Linked DNA regions of Homo sapiens: regions 1 and 3 are each linked to region 2. A link is a contact called in ENCODE Hi-C or POLR2A ChIA-PET data. All regions are on one chromosome and are shown on one strand. The core of a region is the stretch at or near the end of the contact, and the rest is flanking DNA. Distances in the headings are between cores, read along the strand shown. Region 1 has its middle 26 kb from the start of LINC01913. Region 2 has its middle 19 kb from the start of COX7A2L. Region 3 overlaps MTA3 (metastasis associated 1 family member 3).

Evidence for each region. A loop is a pair of places that touch in the nucleus more often than their neighbours do. ChIA-PET counts read pairs that join two places held with the same protein, here RNA polymerase II (POLR2A). Pooled maps may share reads with other maps.
Region 1: a map of psoas muscle shows a loop between it and region 2 (2.9-fold over the local background). The contact joins two enhancer-like sites. A Hi-C loop is called at or near these places in 4 of 168 maps with a recorded cell type or tissue (dorsolateral prefrontal cortex, esophagus muscularis mucosa, pancreas and 1 more), 2 of 37 single-sample maps with no recorded cell type and 9 of 50 pooled maps. POLR2A ChIA-PET finds 5 or more read pairs at or near these places in 2 of 52 experiments (MCF 10A and activated CD4-positive, alpha-beta T cell).
Region 3: a loop to region 2 is called in a map of PC-9, with 13 times the contacts of the local background. The contact joins two enhancer-like sites. A Hi-C loop is called at or near these places in 1 of 168 maps with a recorded cell type or tissue (PC-9) and 2 of 50 pooled maps. POLR2A ChIA-PET finds 5 or more read pairs at or near these places in 2 of 52 experiments (GM10248 and OCI-LY7).

What each region holds. Positions count from the first base shown.
Region 1 is chr2:41,850,325-41,853,042 of GRCh38, forward strand. It overlaps the pseudogene RPS12P4. Among named protein-coding and RNA genes, the nearest start is that of LINC01913, 26 kb to the right of the region's middle. Within about 2 kb of position 1,432, at least 2 of the 41 ENCODE cell types and tissues checked have a DNase peak (open chromatin) inside an H3K27ac peak, as active enhancers do; they include psoas muscle, where a contact is called at or near this core.
Region 2 is chr2:42,341,245-42,344,149 of GRCh38, forward strand. It overlaps a transcript of COX7A2L not described here. Among named protein-coding and RNA genes, the nearest start is that of COX7A2L, 19 kb to the right of the region's middle. RefSeq lists an enhancer at 1-590. Within about 2 kb of position 1,438, at least 14 of the 41 ENCODE cell types and tissues checked have a DNase peak (open chromatin) inside an H3K27ac peak, as active enhancers do; they include psoas muscle, where a contact is called at or near this core.
Region 3 is chr2:42,662,635-42,665,462 of GRCh38, forward strand. The region is part of intron 8 of MTA3 (metastasis associated 1 family member 3); the gene reads left to right. Among named protein-coding and RNA genes, the nearest start is that of MTA3, 95 kb to the left of the region's middle. RefSeq lists an enhancer at 946-995. Within about 2 kb of position 1,282, at least 2 of the 41 ENCODE cell types and tissues checked have a DNase peak (open chromatin) inside an H3K27ac peak, as active enhancers do.

The sequences.
Region 1 (2,718 bases), core at 182-2,681, 490 kb before region 2:
TACAGAGACCTACCCATTCCCCTAGTTTCTTGTTGTCATCAACCTTAATTAGGTCGATTTGGTGTTCAGCACAAAGGGCCTCCACCAACTTGACATCCATAGGCTCATCACAGTTGGATGCCAGCACACAAAGATGGGCTTGGCGCTTGTCTAAGGCTTTGGCAGCTTTGCAAATTCCACATGCTAGGCCATTGTGGATGAGGGCGGTCTTCAGCACCTCTTGTAAAGCAGTATTAACGTCCATTACACCTCCAACAGCAATGCGTTCCTCGGCCATGGCAGTGGGTTATGGGTGAAGCCCAATCTTGAACACACCAAAGCCTTTGCGTCCGCACGACCTGGCGGTGGCAGGGAAAGAGCATATTCTAAAGATTCTTGTTAAGCTCAGACATTTCCTAAGGCATCCATGCAGGTCAGGGGTGCTGTGTATCCAAGTCCTGGATGTGAAGCAGGAGGAAGCAGATGTAAAGAGGTAGGAGCTACAGGAATGCTCAAAGGATCACATCTCCCTCCTCCTCCCCAGTCTCTGCATCACAGGGGCTCATGCTCCTTGCTTAGCCTGATGAGGCTACATCCAGCCAGCCCAGCCCGGTGAAGCTGCTTCCTGCTCCCAGCTCAGGAGCTCCAGGCAGGACTGAGCACAGCCAGCCATCAAATTTTGCCTGATCTAGCCCAGTGCAGTTATCAGCATTTTGTTTCTACCTCCATGTTTTGACCCTGGGTTCATCAGCTTGACCTTTAGCCCTAAAAGACACTGTCAAATTTGCTGAGTTTGGGGGCATTTCCACAGCTGCTTCTGTCTTTACCCCCTGCAGCTCCTCCTCTGCCATTCCACTCAGCCCTTCTCTCTCCCAAAATCCACAGGTGCCTAGCCCCACAGTGGCTGCTCCGGCAAGTCTCCCTGCTTTGATCAGATTCCCATGCTGTCTGACCACCATTTTTTTAAATTTTTGCACCCTACTTCTAGTCATCCACTCAAAGGAGGCCAAAACTACAATTCCTCTTTCCTCTTTTCCATCCACGCTGATATCACATCTCTAAGGCTCACTTAGACTTTTATTATCTTCTCCACTGAGGTAGAGATTATAAATCAATACATGTCATAACCTCAGTGTACGGGATGGCTGTGTGTGGGTGTAAGAGACAGAGAGAAAACACCAATGTTGGTATAGTAGAAATTGCAACTGATGTGTTACAATATGAAGAGGGAATATTGCATATCTTCCAATTCCTATTTTCAAAGTCGACTCATCTTTCCAGAACTGTCACTCCCAGCCATGGGAATAAAGTTCAGGAGCTCAGATTGCATTAGCTTCCTCCTTCTCACTCCAATGGGTAGTTTGTACCAGCTCCACCTCCCATCCCCAGGAGGAGCTCCTTCCAGGTTCCTCGACACCTGCCGCATCATACGGCTTACCCCATGGTGAGCAGAAGCTCCAGCTCAGCCCCAGGGACAACTGGCCTAGAGTGAATCATTTCTCAGGATCTCACTGGAGGTGGGAGGAGGTGGGTGGAGGAAGGTTTTGGTGGGTGAGCAAGGGGCAGAGGGACATGGTAGCACTGCTCCAGTTGTTGTTGCTTTGGGATGGAGGCGTTGAAAGATAAATTCATGAAAGAGAGACTGGAAGGCTTTCCTCTCCTGAGATTCAACCCTGGCCACACCACAGAATCCCTGTGACGCTTTCAAATAACGTGAATGTGCGGAGCACATCCCAGACCAAGGAAACTGAAACTCCAGGTGCGTAGCCAAAGAACTTGTGTCTGAAAAAAGCTCCCCAGGTCATTCAGATTCACAGCAACATAACCTGACCTCCTGATACAACAAGAAGCATACAACATCACCAATAAAGCATTCTTGATAAAAATGTCTAACCTGAATCCAACCATGAGAATGCAATCTGACAAATCCAGCTGTGGGACATTCTATAACACAACAGGCCTGAATTATTTTAAAAAGTCAGTATCATTTAAAAAGAAAGAAAGAAAGAAAGAAAGAAAGAAAGAAAGAAAGAAAGAAAGAAAGAGAGAGAGAGAAAGAGAAGAAAGAAAAGAAAAGAAAATTTGACCAGGTGCAGTGGCTCACGCCTGTAATCCTAGCACTTTGGGAGGCCGAGGCAGGCAGATCACCTGAGGTCAGGAGTTGGAGACCAGCCTGGCCAACATGATGAAACCCTATCTCTACTAAAAATACAAAAATTAGCCAGGCGTGGCAGGTGCCTGTAATCCGAGCTACTAGAGAGGCTAAAGCAGGAGAATCACTTGAACCCGGGAGGCAGAGGTTGCAGTGAGCCAAGATCATGCCACTGCACTCCAGCCTGGGCAACAGAGTGAGATCCTGTCTCAAAAAAAAAAAAAAAAAAAAAAAAGGAAAAGAAAAGTCAAGGACAATGGGCTGTTTTAGATTAAAAGTTACTAAAAAAAGACATAAAACAATACATAATACAATGCATAAATTTGAATTAGATCTTGGATTTAAAACACATGCAAATATAAAAAATATTTTGGAGCCAGTTGGAGAAATTTGAATATAGAATGTAAATTAATTATAAAATTATTAATTTTCTTAGTTGTAATGATAATGTTGTGGCCATATAGAAGTTTCTTACTTTTACAAAATGCTGCTAAATATGTGAGAGTGAAGTGCTGTGATTTCCACAGCTTTCTTTGAAACGGATCAGCATAAAAGAAATGTAGGAAACGAGATTAATGAAATGTGGC
Region 2 (2,905 bases), core at 188-2,687:
CCTGATGAGAACTCACATCTACCCCTTGGCAGGAGCAAGGCCACCCACACCTAAGGCATAAAGGCTCAGAATAAGCCAGGTCATGGCGTCGCAGGGGGCAGCACACTTCCCTCCCGACCTGCCCAAGTCCCACCTGGGCAGACCATGCCTCACTTGGTACCCCAAGGCCTGCCCAAGCTTGCCTGGGCTGGGCGGCCTACCTTAAACACTCCTTAACTTCCTTTCCCACAGCCATGGGATTGCTTTTTGCAAGTCATGTGGTTCAATCTAGCCAGCAGTGCTCCCCCAGCCCTCCTGCTGCCGTGGGCGCCCACATCCTTCAGCTCAAAGAACAGGTCCTGACTCAGAGTGATGGGTGGGGGGACACAAAGTTATAAAACCAACTTTCCAAATGACAATTTGCTCAAGAGTACTTAGTTCCAGAGGAGGCAAGGGAACAGCTACCAAGTATAAACAAAGGCTGCTCTGTGTAACTCAACTTTAATTAGAATGACAACTAATTGAAAGTAATTTAATGCTAGTTCATGAAAGATTAATGGAATTCATGTTTTGGAGATGCTGAATGCAACACAGATTTGGCCTGAAACACAAATCTAACCTTTATTCACTTTAATTATTCAGTCAGAATCATTTCCTGGGAGCAAGTCTAGTCTCTGGACGGCTCTAATCAAACACCACTGAACTTTGAAGACATCAACTCATTCAGCTGCAACTCAATTTTCAAATTAATCTGCCACATAACATGGAGGCTTTGTGGCCTAAGCAGGGGGCAGGTGGGAGGGGAAGATGGGGTTAAAGCCCTCCCAGGTATGAACTGATTCTAGAGCATCTGACCTTCCCCACCCTCTCTAGTGGCGAGGCACTTCCGGAACTGGTGCCAGGTCTTCCTATGAGAGGCTGAGCTGAGCAACCACGCTGCCTCCATGCTTGAGCTCAGGGCTCCACACTCACAACTGAAGCCTAAGCCTGGTACAGCTGGAACCCTGAAGGGGGCCCTGGACCAGCAGAGCCTGCCTCTTCCACCCTAGCCTAGCTGCCCTTCCCTGCTCTCTCCCTCTCCCTAGGAGAGCTGAGACGAGGGACTTGAGCTCTCTGCTTGGCAAGATGCCCTCAGAAACCACCCCAATTTCTGCACCCACTTATTCCTTGGCCCTTCAGGCAGGCACCAGGTACGGCCCACACAGACTCAGCCTCTCCTTCCCTGCCTTGGAAAACCCAGGTCCCTAACTCCATCTGCTTTACTTTACAGCCCTTCCAAGGCTTCTTCCTAAAACCTTCTCTGCCAAAGGGGAGGCAACGCCACCATTTCTCACAGCCTGGGGCAGCTTGGAATGTGATATTTGGAGTCAGCAAAGATTCCAATCTGGCTAATACACATTAGGCAGTGTAGAGACCTGTGCTTTGGCCCTGAGGCACAGCCATGTGACCATGACTAATCTATGTCATAGACGAGGTCAGAACAAGAGAAGGCAGGATGTCCCAGGAGGGCTGTGTCAGAACTCAAGGAAAAAAATATGACCTAAAGAATGCTCTTCCTGGCCATTCAGCGCCCCCCGTTTCGGGTTTTGCAGCAGACTTCCCCTGGGAAGTCAGCTCCAGCAGTCTTGGGACCCTGGGCAAGCAGCATCTGGGCCCCCCACCTGCCCATCCCAACACATCCTGCAGCAGTGCCGCACCCGGGCACCGTGGAGCCACAGAGGTCAGGAGGCCTGATTCCAGCTTATGCAAGTGACAGTGGCTGATGGCAGAGGAGACTGCAAGTGATCGTCCCACTCCCCTCCTACCTCAGGAGGTGCTGAGCCACCCTCACTGCTCTCGTTCACGTCATGAGAGCAAGAGTCAGCTGCTGCCGCCCTCCAGGCTACCAGGCCTGACCTGCTACCACCAAGGCATGACATGGGTTCCCAGAACAGCAGCCACAGCCAGATTTCCCTCCACCACACCCACCCGGGCAGCCTCCTCTAAAGTCACCAAACCCCGCCAGTCACAGAGAGCTCCCAGATCAGAACAGGTGAAGGATAACTGCAGAATTCCTCAATAACAAGGCCGTTTGCTAGCCATGTGGTCTATCAACCCTAAGAGGTGGAGAGACACCCTGAAAATGACCCTAAGCATGGTTCATCTCTGAGGCTCCAGCACCTAATAGTGTGTGCTTCTGCGCACTAATTAAATGTCTAGAATAACAGAGAATTAATGCAACTCCTTGAAGACTGTGGGTTAGGGAGTCCCTGAGGAGCCAAAGATACCGGCCAATGATCCCGACAAGAGGAGCTCTAGGGACAGGGCCCCATTTCTCAGCCAACCCGACATGGGCAGTCTGTGGTACTAAATAGTGACCCAGCCTAGGAGGTGTGGAGGCAAAACGTCAAATATATGTATTAAATCACTGGGACCAGGCAGTATCAGAATTTCTCAGCAACCAATTTTTATAGCCCCAGGTATAACCTCTAGCTATTGAAGATGAATGGGACAGAAAGTGAGAGGTTTACCAAGCTTTTGACCATGAGGAAAATCAGAAGGAAGACGTGGGGATGAACAGACCTCAATGTCAGACAAGCCAGGGGAGCCTGCCCAAAGCCACACACATGAAGAGAAGAAAAAAGCAGATAAATAAACGAAAGCTGGCCAGTGTTATCAAAGCCACACCAACCTTCACCTTACCCAACAGCTTCACAGCAAAGTCACACTGGATGAAGGGGCCGAGAAGGAGAGCGAAAGCTAGTCAGACCCTGAAAGGGAATCTGGCTGACAGAAAGAGCAAAGCCAGGGATAAGTGGGCACTGCTTTACAAGGACAAGTGTAAAGTAGCCATTTTCAACCTTTCTTACCCTTGTGTACCCTAAAAAAAAATTTACATCTATGCATATCTAAGCTTAATACGTAAAATTCTTCATTTTAAATTTAA
Region 3 (2,828 bases), core at 32-2,531, 320 kb after region 2:
TACATTTTGATAACTAAGTCTTATGTGAACTTTCTTTTTAACTGTTTTAAATGACCTCCACCGCCCCTATGTTTTCCCTAACTATATTATATAAATACTTTTTTTTTTTTTTTTTGAGACAGAGTCTCGCCCTGTCGCCCAGGCTGGAGTGCAGTGGTGCGATCTCGGCTCACTGCAATCTCCGCTTCCCGGGTTCAAGTGATTCTTCTGCCTCAGCCTCCCGAGTAGCTGGGATTACAGGCGCACGTCACCACACCTAGCTAATTTTTGTATTTTTAGTAGAGACGGGTTTCACCGTGTTGGTCAGGCTGGTCTCGAATTCCTGACCTCGTGATCTGCCCACTTCGGCCTCCCAGAGTTGCTGGGATTACAGGTGTGAGCCACTGTGCCTGGCCGGATAAAAATACCTTTTTAAAAATCACTGCAAGAACTTAGTTTTACCCTAATGTTGCATGATCTTATATAGGTAAACTATTATTTATGTAACCAGTCCCTTGTAGTTTAACACTATTCTTATGAGATACTGCTTCTCAGATTATAACTGGGGATGTGGTCCCTGCTTGAGTGCAAGTGGAAAAGCTTGTTCCTGAGATGGTGGAGAGTTCTCGTGGCAGCTGGGCTGACTTGCCTGAGGTAGAGAGGGCCTGTGTGGGCTCTTGGTTCACAGCTGCAGCAGCTCACTGCTTCCCACTGCTGGTGAATGTGCAGGACAGCAGGTGAATTTCTTTTGGGAGAGGGCAGTTTTAGAGGTTTGGTATTTGTTGTCAGTGAAGGTGATATTTTAAAGAAGCATTTTAAAGAGGATTCTACCTATATACCTTAATTCCTTTAAACATCATTTTATGGCCAAGTACACTGGCTTATGCCTGTAGTCTCAAAACTTTGGGAGGCTGAGGCAGGATGATCACTTGAGGCCAGGAGTCTGAGACAGGCCTAGGCAACATAACAAGACTCTGTCTCTACAAAACAAAACAAAACAAATTAGCCAGGCATGGTGGTGAGTGCTTGTAGTTCCAACTATTCGTGAGGCTGAGGTGGAGGGATCCCTTGAGCCAAGAAGTTCGAGGCTGCAGTGAGCTATGATCATCCCAATGTAGGCAACAGAGTAAGACTCTGTTTCATAAATAATCATTTTCTGTGTAGTTTCTGTAATACTTGCCTCTTATGCTCCTTCTAGGAAGTTACCTTCACACCCTTCAGTGTTTTTTATCTCTCCTGTTTTGTTTCCATTCTGAAGCTTAGTAATTTTGAGGTCCGATTACTTTTGTATCACATATATTCTTTCTAGTTATTTATTACCGTAATTATTTTCTAAAGCAGAAGTAGGCTCAGAGGCTCAGGAAGTGGTGTTTTGTCATGTTTGTATAGCTGGTTTCAGAGATAGGGTTTGGATCTGCACTTGATTCCTCCTGAGTAGTTATCTCTCCTCTGTCAGATTACCTCTTCTATCTACCCTTCCACCTCATTTTTGTTAGAATGACTTGGATTTAAGCGTCATTATTGTCTTTCTTTGAGGCAGCACTGAAGAAGATGTGTTTTTTTGCTTGCAACATTTAAATACCATGGTTTCCTTCTCATACTGCTTTAGGTTCAGCTTTACTTAGACTCTTAGATCCTGAGGCATTTATAAAATTGAGTAGTATGGTTAAAAATTAATTATTAGTATGTTGATAATGAGCTTTGCAGATTGTTTCCCAAAAAGAACATATGAAAGGTTCATTGGTTGTTTTGTACCATTAAATGAAAATGGATTCATCATTCAGTTGAATTTGGGGAGTCACATTCTTTTCTTTGAGTATTTATGGTCCTACTACCCCCTCACCCCGCTTACCTTTTTTTTTTTTTTTTTTTTTTTTTTTTGAGACAGTTTGCTCTGTTGCCCAGGCTGGAGTGCAGTGGCGTGATCTTGGCTCACTGCAACCTCTGCTTCCTGGGTTCAAGTGTTTCTCCTGCTTCAGTCTCCTGCCTCAGCCAGTAGCTGAGATTACAGGCGTCCGCCACCACTGCCGACTAATTACGGTCCTATTCTGATCGCTTTAGCACCTTTTTCTATTAGGTGATCAAACCTTGGATCTGAAGACCTCTTTGAGAGGCCTGCAGAGAGGGCAGGGTTGTGGAACTGCTGAAACCTGATAGCCCTTCCTAAGTGATTTTCTTTGTGACTTTTATTCTGAGGACTTCAATGGGCTGTCAGCATTCCTAATCTGACATCGATTTATCCGAGACAATTTATGCTACTTGTCAAATCACCAATAATGTATTGGGAGCAGGTAATTAAACTGTTTGCACATCAGTAGTTCTCACATCCTCATTTTGAAATCTGTTATGAATATAGTTGAGCTGTGAATTTCAAACACTGCTAATCTAAAATATATAAGATTCATAATTGTTAAAAAACATTGAAGCCATGGGGGCTTTATAGGTTTCACTCGTTTTGTTAAAATATAAGATCTGTTTTATACAATATACAAAGAAGAATATAGGGCTGGGCAGTGTGGCTCACGCCTGTAATCCTAGCACTTTGGGAGGCCAAGGCAGGTGGGTCAAAGGAGTTCGAGACCAGCCTGGGCAACATAGTGAAACCCCATCTCTACTAAAAATACAAAAGTTAGCTGGATGTGGTGGCACGTGCCTGTAGTCCCAGCTACTCGGGAGGCTGAGGCAGGAGAATCGCTTGAATCAGGGAGGTGGAGGTTGCAGTGATCCGAGATTGTGCCACTGCACTTCAGCCTGGGTGACAGAGCAAGTTTCCTCTCAAAAAAAAGAAAGAAAGAAAAAGTAGGTTTACAGTACTTACATTGATCCTTTCTACCATTACCCCCATGGGA